2 separate regions of the Mus musculus genome follow, and region 2 is linked to region 1. The links are chromatin loops, found by intact Hi-C in ENCODE. Cell type or tissue: heart. All regions are shown on one strand.

Region 1 (8,000 bases):
CAGCATGCTCTGGGGACAAAGACAGCAGTGCTATCCCAGGTTCTTCTCTGGGTCTGTTTACATAACTCACGTGCCGGCTCTGGAGGCAGGACTATTTCTCATCATCTGCCTGTGAGCAGGCAGGAAACTCTCCCTGTGCTAGTCTTTGACAGCTGTATTATCCGTCAGCACTTGACAGCTTTAGGCAGGCAGGAGCAGCAGGTGAAACCCTTTAGCGTTACAGTTTTTGTGTGGTTGCTGGGGTCCCTTGTCCCTAAGGTGAGAAATGTTAACGGCTCTTGTGCAGGCCTGGGGGATAAAGAACTCTTAGCTCTGCGAGTGTCATAGGTCTTGTATAGCCCTAGAACGCTGTGATCCCTTAGTCCCTGGCAGCGACTAGCATCACAGCTACCAGGCCTGTGTATCCGAATCCTGTTGTAGGTGCTGCTGCTGTTAATTGAAGCAAGCGTCACTGTTCTGGGCCTGTTGGCCACCACTCATTCTCCTTTTGCTGCTTCTACTGCTCCGTTTTCCTGCTATCAGCTCAGCCAGCTCTACTAAACGCAAACAAAAGAGAGCACTTGACAAACACAGTTTATTGAGCCTAATGTTGCATCCTCAGGGAAGGCATCTTAGGAAGGGCTCTCGCCAGCTGAGCCATACGGCTTGCTTAGATGGTCAAAGAAAGGACTTCTGTGGCAATCACAGCAAACCTCTAAGGGAAACTACGGGCCTTGCATTACCTGTAGCGCAGTCCCGAAGTGCAAACGAAAAACTACTCTTGGCTGACCACAGCAGTCCTCCTATGCAAATAAAAGACTGTGTTTGCCCCAATCACAGGCCTTCTGCTGGGCTAGCACAGGAAAGGCTCCTCCTCTGGTGTAGGTAGAAAGGCTGTAGGGCTCTCTAGAGTTCAGTGACGGTTGGAATGGCATAAATAAAGTCTGTCGCAGATGAAATGGTTGGAGCTGGGCCTACAGCTGCAGCTCCAAGAGCTTAAGTTCATAAGCAGAGAGCGCCTGTGGCTGCAATATGGCTTCCTCGGGCCTCCTTTGGAGAACTCAGGGCAGCTGGCGCTGCATAAGCGCAGCTCAGTGAATGTATGTCAGGCACTGCTTCCTAAATATAGCCAGGGCTCCAGGGGCAAGTCTAAGGCTGACAATCTCAACAGCAAAAGGCGTGCTTTCAATCGAGGTGTATCATCAACAGGGCTTTTAAAAAAAGATTTACTTATATGTATATGAGTACACTGTAGCTGTACAGATGGTTGTGAGCCATCATGTGGTTGCTGGGAATTGAATTCAGGACCTTTGCTCGGCCTAAAGATTCATTTATTATTATGTGTGAGTTCACTGTAGCTGTCTTCAGACACACTTCAGGGTGTCACATTTGAGGGTGTCAGATCTCATTACAGATGCTTGTGAGTCACCATGTGGTTGCTGGTATTTGAACTCAGGACCTTTGGAAGAACTGGTGCTCTTAACGGCTGAGCCATCTCTCCAGTCCCTCATCAACAGGTTTTTTTTTATATTTCTTTATTATATGTAACTACACTGTAGCTGTCTTCAGATCTGATTATGGTGGTTGTGAGCCACCATGTGGTTGCTGGGAATTGAATTCAGGACCTCTGGAAGAACAGTCAGTGCTCTTAACCGCTGAGCCATCTCACCAGCCCTCACCAACAGTTTTATCAGCAACATTTAACATCATCTAACAACCCTTTTGTTGAGGTTAACTCTTAGCCAGAGATGGACAGGTTCTTCTAGTATGTGTCAAGGCCACACTTGGGTGACTTGCTACTTCAGTGGTGATACAATGTGGCCGGACATCTAAGTAGCCCAGGACACTCAAGGAGGCAGGGCAGAAAAGAAGTGAAGGGAATACCAGTTGTCACAGCCCACTGAAAGTCTCCTTCCCTCCTCCCCTCCCTCCTCCTTCTCCCTCCCTCCTCCCCTCCCTCCTCCCCCTCCCTCCCTCTAAAGCAGTCAGCTGTCAGTCTCTTCCTATGATAAAGTACAAAGGGGAGGACCCTTCACTCTGAAATGAGAAGGGACTCTGTCCCAGGGATGGGAGCCCTCCCCTGTGTGTACAAGCCCTTCTCTTAGTGAAGAGAGTAACAGGACCTAAGGAGCTGAGGACCTACCCGTGGCCAGAGCTTGGGGTGATCTGGCGACTTCTAGTCCAGAGAGGAAAGCCCTCACTGAGCCTTGACCCAACCTTTCTATAGATATATTTTAATTGTGAAAACTCTTTTTTTCACCTTTTTATTCTTTTATTTTATTAACATTGGTGTTCTACCTGCATGGATGTCTCTGTGAGGATGTCAGCCCTCCCACCCCCGTAACTGGAATTACACACAGTTGAGACTACCATGTGGATGCTTGGAATTGAACCCCTGGGTCCTTTGGAAGAGTAGCCAGTGCTCTTAACCACTGAGCCATCTCTTCAGCCTTAAGTTTGAAAGTTCTTAATGGAAGTCTTTGTACTTTTCTAAACATTATGAGAAAGCACTGATCACACCAAGGACTGCTCGCTTGTGTGTTAGTCTGCTGAGTGGTGGCTGTGGCTATGGTTTAGCTGACTCTATGATGACAATAAGAGCTTTTATTTTTTATTTATTTTTTACTATTTATTTATTTATTTATTTATTTAGTTAGTTAGTTAGTTAGTTATTGGTTGAGACAGAATTTCTCTATGTAGCCCTGGCTGTCCTGAAACTCACTCTGTGGACCAGGCTGGCCTTGAACTCACAGATATCCTCCTGCCTCCACCTCCGCCTCTGCCTCCTGAGTGCTAGGATTAAAAGCATGCACATGCTCCACCACTGCCAGGCATGGAACTTGCTCCATGCATCCAAAAGCGCATCATCACTAATTAACTCAGAGTAGTAGCCTGCTAGAAAATCCGTGTGCAGACTCCTGCTAAGAAAGCGTTGAGATAGCCGGGCGTGGTGGCGTTGAGACACTTCCCATACAAGCGCAGAGGGCTACAGGCAGCAACCTGCCTTTGTGCAGAGGGGTTTTGGCTCCATTTTGCTGAGGGCTACTTCAATGGTTCAGTCCCAGTGACACTAAGGGAGTGGGAAATCCCCTTGCCTCTGCCTTTCCCCTGTGACTTTTCCCCATGTCCTCGGGTTCTCTACATCTAGATTCTGTTCTCTGAGCTGGGTGCTGGACATTGTGAGAGACTGGGAGGCCCTGAAGTCATGTGGTGGATCAGTGTGCCTGTCCAGTTTTCTGTACCCAGGTCCCCGTGACTCTTGATTCTCAGGCGCCACCAGGGGGCACTGCTAACCTCCAGATGGCAGCATTGGCAGGGCTACAGGGCACAGCTGCAATTGTGCAAACCCAGCAAGTACAACCAGCTGCTGCCACTCTCCGTGGCCCTGCGACTTTACCAGACTAAAACTGAGGTGAATGGAGCATGGGGGAGGGGCAGGCATGGCACACAAATTCACAGGTCATTGCCTGGGTTTCTAGGGAGATGGGGTAAGACCTAGAACTCTAAATGGGACACTGCATTTAGCACTAAAACATTGCTGAGCACAATGCCTACTGGTATGGTTGTGGCAGGGGTTGGGCCTTCCATGCCCTGGCCTGATGTTGTCTTCTAGGAGGAACATACTTCCGGCCCCTGGCCCAGCCCCCAAAATGGCCCCTTCAGCAGAGGGGAGTATTGTGGTTTTGTTCTGCCTTGAGAGGATGGAAAAGCACTCTCGTTTAGCCACTTCCTGCCCTCTGTCAGGGCTCCTCAGTGCCTCTGAGAGTTCAACAGAAGGCCGCAGGATGAGGTGAAACCACCACAGATGAAGCAGATGGCAGAAAATAGTCATCTGTGGGCTTTCTGTGGTCAGCAACCACTGAGCACCCCAGTGAGCAGGTACCACGCGGCAGCTAGAGCAATGAGGAGAACAGATACGCTTGCTAGGTCATGGTGACCCCTCCTGAAGGCCTGAAGGGTCAGGGGACTCCTGATCGTGTGCTGGGACATAACAACAAGCATTGGGTCCACCATGTGACTACACAAACATCTCTGCCACCAGAGGTTCTGACTGGGAGAAAAATGGGAAACAAGATCAGTGACCATCTTTGCTCTTCAACTCCTCTGGAGCAGCGGAGTGCAGACTCAGATTGACCTGCGTGGAGGTTCATTACGTGGAAAAACTCCCGAGGGTTTCTGGTGGCAAAGGCTTGTCATCCTGATGCATCTCCTTACCAACACGGGGCAGGACCTCAAGCTTTCACTCTTTAGGTGACAAGGTAGGTCTCCTGGACGCTAGCCAGCAAGGCGTGAAGCCTGGACATACTCCCCCCCGCCCCGCCCCCCGCCCCGCCCCCCGCCCCCGCCCCCCGCCCCCCGCCCCCGCCCCCGCCCCCCGCCCGCAACAAAACAAAAAAGAGAAGAGGCAGAGTTTGCCTTATGGGACAAACATTCCTATGTGTAAGGAAGACATGGGTCCATTCACAGCAAGAAGCTACAAGAAATGCACAACACACACACACACACACACACACACACACACGCACGCACGCACGCACGCACGCATGCACTTCCACAAAGCACCAATAATCAAAGAACTGAGGAGATACGAGATTAAAGGGACAGAAGAGTAAAGCAAACATGGACCTGCTGAGGTGCAGACCCGATGTCCATGGTACTCCAACAGCCTCAGTAATGCCCAGCACAGCCTCAATGATAGCAGAAACAACAGCACCCGCAGCACCCGGTGGATAGGACGCTGATGCTCACCTCTGCCCTTGAAAAGCCTCTGTGTGACGACCATCCACGAGGAAGAGTTTAGGGTCATGCAGCCATCTGGGCATTGAAAGATACACTGTTCTGAGGCTCACACAGCAGAGCCACTGAAAACTGGAAACATCAAGTGGGTGAGTTTTATTGTATATAGGTCATATTTCTATGTTGCTAGGAGAATGTGAGGATTTACCAGAATTAAAAGGCATGGTACTTAAGACACAGTTCTGTGGTCAAGAGCATTTGCTGCTCTTGTAGAGGACCTGGGCTCAGTTCCCAGCATATAGTGCCTTACAACTGTCTGTAACTCCATTCCCAGGGGTGCCGATGCATTCCTCTGGCCTCCTTTGGTACTTCATGCTTGTGGTGCATGTATATGCATCAAAACACTCATAAAAGAAAAATAAAGAGGGCTGGAGAGATGGCTCAGCAGTTAAGAGCACTGACTGCTCTTCCAGAGGTCCTGAGTTCAATTCCCAGCAACCACATGGTGGCTCACAACCATCTGTAATGGAAGCTGTTGCCGTCTTCTGGTGTGTCTGAAAATAGCTACAGTGTGCTCAAATAAATAAATAAATCCTTTTTTAAAAACAGAAAAATAAAGTCTCAAACACAGCAGCAGCAACAGGCAACAAAATTTATTTATTTATTTATTTATTGTTTTTTGTTTGTTTGTTTGTTTTTGTTTTTGTTTTTCCGAGACAGGGTTTCTCTGTATAGCGCTGGCTGTCCTGGAACTCACTTTGTAGACCAGGCTGGCCTCGAACTCAGAAATCCGCCTGCCTCTGCCTCCCGAGTGCTGAGATTGAAGGCTTGCGCCACCACACCCGGCTGACAAAATTTATTACAAGCGAAGAATGCACACACACATAGGTACACAAAAACACAAATAACACACAGAGAGAGAATTAGAAACAGAGAGACAGAGGCAGAGAGAGAGAAACAGAGAGAGTCAGAGAGTAAAGTACAGAGAGAAAGACTCTCTGCAAAACAGAGAGGACACTGATAGCTAAATTCCCTGGGCCAACCTAGGTCTTTTAAATTGTTCTGTTGTTTTGGTAGCACAGGGCAAATTCCCCTCCCCTGATAGTGGGCTGTTCCGTTTAAACAAAGAAAGGGGAGTATATATGCCCACACTTTGGGTAAGCATGCTTAGGACAGGCCTTGTACATATCTGACCAGCTTGAACGGGAACGGGAGCGCTGGAAGGATCCCCCCCCCCAACACCCCCATAGCATCCCCAGGCCTTTTTTTTTTTTTTTTTTTTTGGTCTCAGGTCGGGAGAACCCGTTTGCCACCATGATTCTCTCTCTGTGACCTTTCCCATATCTCTCTGCCTTCTAGGGATGATGTTTATCTTCTGCTCCCGCAAAAGGAGAGAACTGACCCCTGAAAGTTGTTCCTCCACCTCTGCACCATTGTGTTCGGTGCCCCCCAAAACAAATCAACAAATAAATACATAGAAGAAAAAAAATTAAATACGAAAGTATGCTCGTCTTTTCGATGACTCTGACAGAAGAAAATCAAAGTGTTCTATTTGCATACTCAGAGCTCTTCCGAGTCGCTGAGCCCCTTGCGGACGCTCCTCGCAGTCTTCTGTGGTGGAGCTTTCTTCTGCAGACCCTGACCTACCAAGTGGGAACTTAGCCAATAACTCAGAAGAAATGGAACAGCCCGAGTGCATCTGGTGAAGCGCCTGAGACAAAAGTAACAAAACTGTGTCCACGCTGAAACAAAAAGTAACAAAACCATGTTCACACCCTGGGACCTACACTCCCATCACCCTTGATGACAGAAGATGAAGGAAATAAAAAAACACAGAGGAAAGTGAGCAGGGTTCTATCAGGTGAGGCATCTGGATGGACAGACAGCACACAGGAGTGGCAGTGCCTGTGCAGAGCAGGAAGCCGAGCTGTGCTGTGGGAAGAAGGGGATGGTGGGGATGGATGCGCAGCTATTGAGCCAGTCTTTAGTCCACACTCAGGACGATCCCAAAGCTGTTGTTTGTACTCTGCCAGCTTTAAGAGGGTATGGGCTGGGAAGATGGATCAGCCGCTAAAGGACTGCTCAGTCAACCGGGCTGGAGGTGGAATCCCAGCACCCATGTGGAGTGGCTCATAGCTCAAGCTCTGGGGTGTATCTAAAGTCAGCTATAGTGTACGCATATAAATAATAATAAATAAATAAATAATATTTAAATAACCAGTACCCCGGAGCTCTTAACTCTAGCTGCATATGTATCAAAAGATGGCCTAGTCGGCCATCACTGGAAAGAGAGGCCCATTGGACACGCAAACTTTATATGCCCCACTACAGGGGAACGCCAGGGCCAAAAAGAGGGAGTGGGTGGGTAGGGGAGTGGGGGTGGGTGGGTATGGGGGACTTTTGGTATAGCATTGGAAATGTAAATGAGCTAAATACCTAATAAAAAATGGAAAAAAATAATATTTAAAAATTAATAAAAATAAAAACAAACAAACAAACAAAACACAGTGCAGCCCTGACATTGGTGGACAGGATTCAGTAGGGGTGGGAGAGGCTGGGAGCCAACACTGTCTTTTGCCTATGCTTTCAGACAGCTGTAAGTAAGGCTTTGGCTTAAGGAGTGGCAGGGGTGGAACTGGCTGTTGATAAATGTCAACAGCTTCTAAAAATAAACAGGCCAGAGTCCCAGTGCTCAGAACTTGTGAGGTTAGTCCCCACTGGAGTGCAGGCCACCCTTTATGGGCATCTGAGCTTCTTGCTTTGACCTTACATCAAGAACAAGAACCCTAATTAAGTCAGCTTCATTCAGGGTTAGTCCCTGGCTTCCCAGTGCCACCTCCAGTCTACGCCACAAAGACACCAGGCTGCTACTTGACAAATGGCCAAGCTGCCCGCTGTGCTTGACGTGTGTGTTTACGACACACCAGTCCCCAAGATTATGTACCAGATGCTAATGCACAGGGAGGGCATGGCTTGCTATAGGTGCATGCTTGTAATCCCAGCATCCAAGAGTCTGAAGCCGGAGAATCACCAGAAGTGTGAAACCAGCCAGGGCTATGTAGTCTGACTATCTGAGTTCAATACCTGAACCCCACACTGTGGAAGAGATTGTTGGATAAGAGAACTGTCTCCAGGGAGCTGCCCTCTGACTTCCACATGTGTGTGTGCAAGAACATGCATGTGCACCTGTGCATGTATATGTGCACACAGGCACACAATAAATAATAACACAAATGAATGTAAAACAAAGAAATAAACCCAAATCAGGGAGATGGGCAGGAGCA
Region 2 (8,000 bases), 81 kb after region 1:
CATGATGTCTTTGGAGAGCTCCATGTCCTTGAACATGCCCTCCAGTTTGCTGGTAAACGCAGCTCCGCACTCTGCGTATGTGAAGGAGGGGTGAGATGGAGCGGGCATGGGGCCCGCCCGCCCGCCCGCCCGCGGCCCTGGGGACGGCCCACCCTGAGCTCACCGTGCTTGAGCTTCGACAGCATGGACTTCTCCGCGTCCACCGACGCGCTCTTCCCCACCAGCAGCCTTTTTGCTAAGTCTTTCTTATAAAACGCTTCAAAGACATCTTTACCTGTGCAAACAGGAAAACCAAGACCTGAGAGAGATTCCTGGTTTACCTGCTACACTCCATGGACAAAAATCTCCTTGAGTACTACTTCCGTGTTCGGGGACCATTTTTCCCTCTGAATGCAGGTTTGCAGGCTCGTCTGGCCCCACAGCCCCTCCTTCCTCACCATGGATGAAACGGAAGAGAATCATGATCTTGTCCAGGATCCTCTCCAGTTCCTCATCTGTGGCTTCTTTGTTGCCGGCCCGTAACTTTGAGTCCACGTGCTTGGCTGGAAGAGCAAGAGTTCCAATCAGAAAAGGGCTGTGGGACCAGAGCAGAGGAGACAACTGGACACACAGGCCTTGGGTGCTGACCCCATCACAGCAACAGAGAAAACCACACAAGAACCCCTCCCACCAGCTCCTTTTAGTGCTCCAGGAAGCAAACTGCCTTTTAAAGACAAGTTGTCTCAAGGTAATGAGAATGCATCTTTCCAGAACTTTAACAAATTCACAGAGTAAAATAATTTTTAAAAAAATGGTCTCAGATTGAGTTTTAATTTTTTTTATATTTAAAGATGAATTTTATTCATGTGTATGGGTTAATTTCTCTGCCAGTCCCAGCAGGAGCCAGGGAAGAGCAGGCACTGGACCCTCTGAAGCTTCGTTATAAACAGCTGCCGGCTGGAAGCTGAGCTCTGGAAGAGCGACAGGTGCTCCCAACCCATCTCTCCAGCCATGTCACCATGCATGTGATGTACCATGTATGCGCTTGGTGCCTTTAGAGGACAGAATCCAGGTCTATGGGAATCCAGAGTAGCAGTGAGGTAAACTGAGGCATCTCTCCAGCTGCCTCCCCCCCCCCCCCAAGTGTGTTAAAAAGCAGGCTTTCTTTTCTAACCCTAGATTTCATACATGGGTTTTAGGACACATTGCCACAGGCACCAGAACGGACCCTTTTAAAATCTGCTGTAAGAACTGTAGTTGACTTTCTCAGGGAACTCTCCTTGAGGTCTCAGGTCTCAAGGATGAGGTGAGCACTCGAGGCCTCTCGCTTCTGAGGAAACAGTCACCCTTGATAGTGGAAACAGTCACGGCTGAGAGAGCAGAGCCCATGGCTTCCCGAGGCCCACACTCCCCTGGGTTGTTAGCCTCCATGGAAGCACCAGTCTGGTTAAACTGCCGATGGCTTTCTCTGGCTCTTTATTAGTTCTCTTCCTTTTTTTAAAAAAAGTGATGTATCTATCTATATCTATATATGGATATAGATTGTGTGGTTGTAGATGCCAGGGTAGGTCTTGGGACATTTTCTCAACCAATTCTCTATCTTATTTTCTGAGACACGGTCTGCCACTGAATCTGAAGCTCACCGATAGGGGTAGGTCAGCTGCAGTGAGCTTCTGAGATCTGTCTGTCTGTCTGTCTGTCCTTCCCCAGTACTAGGATCACATGTCACTTTCTGCCCTTCTAGAAATGCAGTGATACTTTTCCTAACTGGGGGATGGGGTCTGGGGGTTCGTTTCAAGTATGACAAGAAGTAAGTAGACACAGCAGCAGTTGGAGCAGTGGCCTCCCTGAATACACCTGCTTGGGGGTCTGCTCAGGACAGGGAGCAGCACTGACCTTTAAAGGCAGTTAGTTCTAGAGCCCTTCCACAACCTGGCTTACCAACCCTCTCATCCTGTCTGACAAGTGAGCTTCCTGAGTATTCTAACAAGGCTTGAATCTCCTCAAGCACGCGATCTGGAAGAATATTGGAGGTTCTTCTTCTTCTTCTTCTTTCTTTCTTTTTTGAGTGTTTTTGTTTGTTTTTTTGTTTGTTTGTTTTTCGAGACAGGGTTTCTCTGTGTACTTTGGCTGTCCTAGAACTCACTCTGTAGACCAGGCTGGCCTCAAACTCAGAAATCTGCCTGCCTCTGCCTCCCGAGTGCTGGGATTAAAGGCGTGCGCCACCACCTCCAGCCATTTTCTTTTTTGAGACAAGGCCCTACCATGTATGGTCGGGAACTTGCTATGTAGATAAGGCTAGCCTGGAGTTCACAGAGATCCACCTGCCCTCCACCCAAAGAGTGCTCAAGTAAAGACACGTGCCTACACCTGGCATTCTTCTGTTTATGAAGTACCTAAGAGGCCAGCATGGTGGCTCAGTGGGTAAAGGTGCCTGCTGCCAAGCTGAGTTCAGGCCATATGACTTCATGGGGCACGGGCTCCTGCAAGCCCTCTGAGTCCCACTTGAGCAGGAACACACATGAGTAGTGTCAGTGTATTTGCCTAAATGTAAAACATGAGAGGTGGCTGGGGCTGTTTTGATACCAATGAGCTCTGCAGGCTTGTTTGGTCTCTTGTTGATGAACGTCTCGAAGGACTCCTTCATCAGGTTGATGAAGCGCTCGTTCCTCTGGAAGCACACCTCCACCACGTGGTCCACTTTGTCCTTAAAGTCCAGCAGGTCTTGGACCATGTCTTTGTCTTTCTCAGGATTGATGACAATGGTTGTTCCAAAGGTCTACAGAAACAAGAAACAACTAAGTCAGCACCAGGCTTAAGAAGCAAAGTGTGTCTTTTGCTGTCTCACAACATGGTGTCACCCATTTTTTTCCACTCTGCATGTGGACATGACTATGGATAGCTCTAGTATCCCCTTAAGCAGGTGGTGCCTGGCATTCAGAGGTCCTGGATCAGCCCCAGGCGACTGTCCTCAAAGATGCTGAATGGTGCTACTATACTGGCAAGTGAGGGACACACAGCAGGAGGCAGACCGGACTGCTAGACCAAAGTATGTACTAGTTCACAGGGAGCAGATGAGCCAGTGAATGTGTGACTGAGTGAGCATGTGCGAGAACGACAGGAAGCTGTTACTATTGTACTGCAGGTGGCCACTGCACGGTGGAGGGAAGGCCAGCATGCGTGTACCTTGATGTACTCGCTCCAGTGCTGCAGCAGCGCATGCTGCCCTCCTTTCACCCGGCTGAAGAGCTGGTACATCTGGGTGAGGTCGGGCACCCTGTTCTCATCCAGCAGGTGCTCTAGGCCTAGTGGGATGCATAAGACAAGTCACAGCAGGAAGGCAAGCCCTCACAAGTGTCACCAGGACAGTGTCACCACATAGTAAGGATGTGGCTTGCAGACTTGGAGGCGAGCCCCGCCCTCCTGAGTGCATCGGGAATGCCCTGTTTACTTCTCATTTCACTAAAGCCCTGATCTCACAAAGGTAATGAGCCAAAAAACATTTAGACAAGTGTTTTACTATGAGAAGTTCATGGTGTAAATTATCTGAGGCTTTGTCTATCAGTCAGAAAAACATTCCTTAAAAGACTATTTCAGAGGCTGGAGAGATAGTTCAGCAGTTAAAAGCATTTGCTATCCTTGTGGACCTAGGTTTGGTTTCCAGCACCCACATGGTGACTCACAAGTATCTCTAACTCTAGTTCTAGGAGATATGATACTCTTCTGATCACTGTGGGCACTGCATACATGTGGTGCACATACATACATGCAGGCTAAACACTCAGATGCATAAATCTAAATTGAAATTGAGTCAACTTTAGGTTTTTAGTTGATTAATTTGATTCACATAATAAATTATAAGACAAATAAGTATTTATCCAATATTTCATGTATTCAATATGGCATTTTAGAATTTTTAATCAGTTATTTACGTTTTATGATTTTATTTCATGTCATCTAAGCATGCAAATATTTATGCAGTGCCTACAGAGGCCAGAAGAGGGCATCAGAGAGTCCGGTTGTAGACCTAGGTGCTCAAGGCACTTAAGACGCCAGTCTTCAAGCTGGGCGGTGGCTGCGCACGCCTTTAATCCCAGCACTTGGGAGGCAGAGGCAGGCGGATTTCTGAGTTCGAGGCCAGCCTGGTCTACAGAGTGAGTTCCAGGACAGCAGGGCTACACAGAGAAACCCTGTCTCGGAAAAACAAAAATACAAATTAACAAAAAAGATTTCTCCAAACAAACAAACAAACAAACAAACAAGCCTTCCCCCACTGGGCAGTGTCTGCACACACAGGTGCTAAGCTAGGTCTAGATGCTTGACGCTTCCAAACTACTTCTGAACCAAACATGCAAATAAGCTTTAACTTTTGTACAATTTTATCTCCTAGAAGTCCTAAATAATGTCCTAACATTTTTAAGGGCCTTTTACTTTTTGAAACTTTTTTTCTAATATAACTGTGTATACACGTGCTCGTGTGTTTGCGCATACATCTGTAGGTGTGTGTATAACTGTGTACACACGTGCTCGTGTGTTTGCGCATACATCTGTAGGTGTGTGTATAACTGTGTACACACGTGCTCGTGTGTTTGCGCATACATCTGTAGGTGTGTGTATAACTGTGTACGCATGTTCACCGGGATCCAGAGCCTGAGGTGATGTTTCCCTCAGCCATCCTTCAGCTGTGCTGTGCTTGCTTTTTAAATGTCAGACAGACTCTCCCCCAACTCTGGATCTTACCGACGCAGCAGACTGGCTGGCAGTAGAGCTCCTCTTGTCTCTGCCATCCCAGTGCTGTGGTTACAGGTGGCTTCTTAATGTGGACTCTGGGAATCCAAATTTAGGTCCTAATGCATGCATGGCCAGCATGTGCTCCTAAGACTCCTCCAGAGCCCCGTAATAACATTTAGAATAAAGTTTTACAAACACAGTTTACTATTTTCTCACAAGAATTTAGTAAATTATATACTGTGACAATGTGTGAGTGTGAGTGTGTGTGTGTGTGCTCAAATGAGACTGAATGCCTTCAGAAGGCAGACAGGAGTCCTGAATGCTCTACAGTCTGTTACGGTGGGTGTGAGTTGTCTACCACGTGTGAGCTCAGTGAGCTCTGGTCCTGTGTGCGCTCACAACAGCTGTAACCACTGTGTGCACCACCGCTCCAGCCAACTCTTTAGTCTTATAATTATTCATTTTAATTTTTAATAATTCTTTTCTGGGGCTGGTGAGATGGCTCAGTGGGTAAGAGCACCCGACTGCTCTTCTGAAGGTCCAGAGTTCAAATCCCAGCAACCACATGGTAGCTCACAACCATCTGTAACAAGATCTGACTCCCTCTTCTGGTGTGTCTGAAGACAGCTACAGTGTACTTACATATAATAATAAATAAATCTTTAAAATAATAATAATAATAATTCTTTTCTGTGCCATTTTGAACTCCCAGATGTTAAGAACACAAAATGAATTTCAGTCATTGTGCTGTATTGCTGTAGGGTTACGCCTTGTCGTCGTCTTTTTTTAAAAGATTTATTTATTTTATGTATGTGAATACACTGCAGCTGTACATATGGTTGTGAGCCTTCATGTGGTTGCTGAGAATTGAATTTTTAGGATGCTTTGGTCAACCTCTGCACTTGTTCTGGTCGGCCTCACTTGCTCCAGTCCAAAGATTTATTGTTATAAATATTATATTATATTATTATTAATATTACAAGTACACTGTAGTTGTCTTCAGATGTACCAGAAGAGGGAGTCCGATCCCTTTACAGGTGGTTGTGAGCTATTGTGTGGTTGCTGGAATTTGAACTCAGGACCATCTCGCCAGTCCACGCCCGGTTCTCTTAGTAAGAGCTTGCTGATGGCTCTAAGGCCACTTGGGTGACCCCAGAGACCTTAGAAACAATGTCCCTAGAATGCTGAGGCTTCCTTCTGTCCTTCCTGTCCTACATCTGCAATTATGCATTCTCCAAACAGCTCTCCAGTTTCCTTAGTGGAGACAGTTACCTACAAGCCATGCTGTGCCCATTACAGGTACTCATACTAGCACACTGGGCATTGTTACCAGATTTTGAGTGGACAAAACTATTAAATGCATTTTTAAAAAATCTTTTTTAAAAAAGATTTATTTAACTTATATGAGTACATTGTAGGTGTCTTCAGATGCAACAGAAGAGGGTATCGGATCCCATTAGAGATGGTTGTGAGCCACCATGTGGTTGCTTGGAATTGAACTCAGGACCTCTGGAAGAGCAGTCAGTGCTCATGACCGCTGAGCCATCTCTCCAGCCCCCTTTTTAATCTTTTTAAAGGCAAGTTTTCACATTGTATTCTTGGCTAACCTAAAACTCACTATATTGACCAGGCTGGCCTCCATTTCACTAAGATCTGTCTGATTCTGCCTCCTGTGTGCTGGGATGCACCACTATGCTTAGCTAATATTATTTCTAAAATAATTTTAGGAATTCTTGTCTTTTTCCTTGTGTTGCTTGGTCCCAGGCCTCACACAGACTAAATACATATTCTACCTTTGACTGTGTTGCATACACCCCGTGCTAAGTGAGCGCCATATCACTGAGCTTATCCCAGCCTTAGATTATTTTTATATCCTGTTATTCTTAGGATATGTTCCACTAAGGATATACTCCTTAAAGAAAAATTTTAAAAAATTACATCTGTATAAATGCATGCATAGAAGTCAAAGATAAACTGTAGGAAATGACTCTCCTTTTAAGACCTGAACTTGATTCTACCAAGCTTGGTAGCAAACATCTTCCTCAACCCTGATACTTTGCTGGCCAACTGTCTCTTATTTTTATTTTTTTAAAAGATAATGTTTCTTTATATAGTCCTCACTGTCCTAGAACTTGCTATGCAAATCGGGCTGGCCTCAGATTCACAGAGATCCACCTGTCTCTGTCCGGTGCTGGGATTAACAGCTGTCTTATCACACCTGTCCTCTAATTCTGACTTTGTAAAAGCACCCAACCCAAGTTCTGAATGCATCTGCTCTTAGTTAAATGAAAAGAGCACTGAGTGTGAATGTGCACTTGGGTAGGTTTGTGTGTGGTTTACTGGGAAACCCATCCATGCAGACTGGGACACAAACTACAGTGCTTAGGCAGCACGGCTATGTGGCCTTGGTCTTCTACATGCAAAGTGGAATGGTAGCCTCACAGGACTGCTGTCCATGAAGGCAGACCATGGCGGCAGAGGCCTGACACAGTCTTCCTCCTGTCCTGGTTTACTTGGCTACTGTATGGTGGTCCTGCTTCCACGTGTCTCACAGAGACCAGCACGAGTGCCTGGCAAAGCAGAGTCTCCCAGCCACTAGCAGGAGTGGCACTGCCTTAGAGCTGAATCTCCAGATACTCAGAGCACAAGGAAGGAGGAGCCACAGTTCCCATCACAGCCACAGTTCCCATCAATCACAGCCATACGACCTTAAACAGTGAATGGTGACAAGAACAATTAAGTTTTAACAAGTTACATTGGTATCCAAGTGTTACAAAAGAGTGGCTGTGTTCATTATAATTTCTGGAGGTGTACAATCGCTGTGAAAATACAACAAAAAACACTAAACCGGGGCTGGTGAGATGGCTCAGTGGGTAAGAGTACTAGACTGTTCTTCCGAAGGTCCAGAGTTCAAATCCCAGCAACCACATGGTGGCTCACAACCATCTGTAACAAGATCTGACGCTCTCTTCTGGAGTGTCTGAAGACAGCTACAGTGTACTTACATATAATAAATAAATAAAAAATTAAAAAAAAAACCACTAAACCAATGGACACAAAACCCAACAAGTACAGAGCATAGGAAGTGGGTGGGCTATGGCTTTAATGTTATGTACAAAGTGGTGTAATGCCCTCTAAAGACAAACTTGAGTTCCTCCCACAGTTCTTCTCAAGACACCAGAGCTATCTACCGATCTAAGTCCTAGCTCTCTCCAGTTAAATCTCCCTCTGGGAAGAGCCTAGATTTCTACGTATGCTCATGGTAACCTAGTGTACAGTTTATGAAGAAC

What was found. Peaks named below come from ENCODE experiments on the same cell type or tissue, not always from the same donor. Only the 100,000 strongest peaks of a DNase experiment are listed, where the experiment ranks them.
Region 2: a loop joins it to region 1, with 5 times the contacts of the local background. A loop is called at or near these places in 11 of 42 quality-filtered maps.

The regions. Positions count from the first base shown.
Region 1 is chr8:13,209,372-13,217,371 of GRCm38, reverse strand. No RefSeq gene overlaps it. Among named protein-coding and RNA genes, the nearest start is that of 2810030D12Rik, 13 kb to the right of the region's middle. In heart, a CTCF peak has its summit at 3,253 (motif pointing right); DNase peaks (open chromatin) are centred at 3,271, 3,561 and 7,411; H3K4me3 peaks cover 1,073 bases; H3K27ac peaks cover 5,693 bases.
Region 2 is chr8:13,128,407-13,136,406 of GRCm38, reverse strand. Cul4a (cullin 4A) reads right to left here. Exons shown (of 20, transcript NM_146207.3): 10 at 3,166-3,284; 11 at 2,566-2,758; 12 at 438-542; 13 at 164-274; 14 at 1-71. Mir7065 (microRNA 7065) reads right to left here and starts at 335; the gene lies at 275-335. In heart, a CTCF peak has its summit at 3,968 (motif pointing right); no DNase peak of the experiment used is centred here.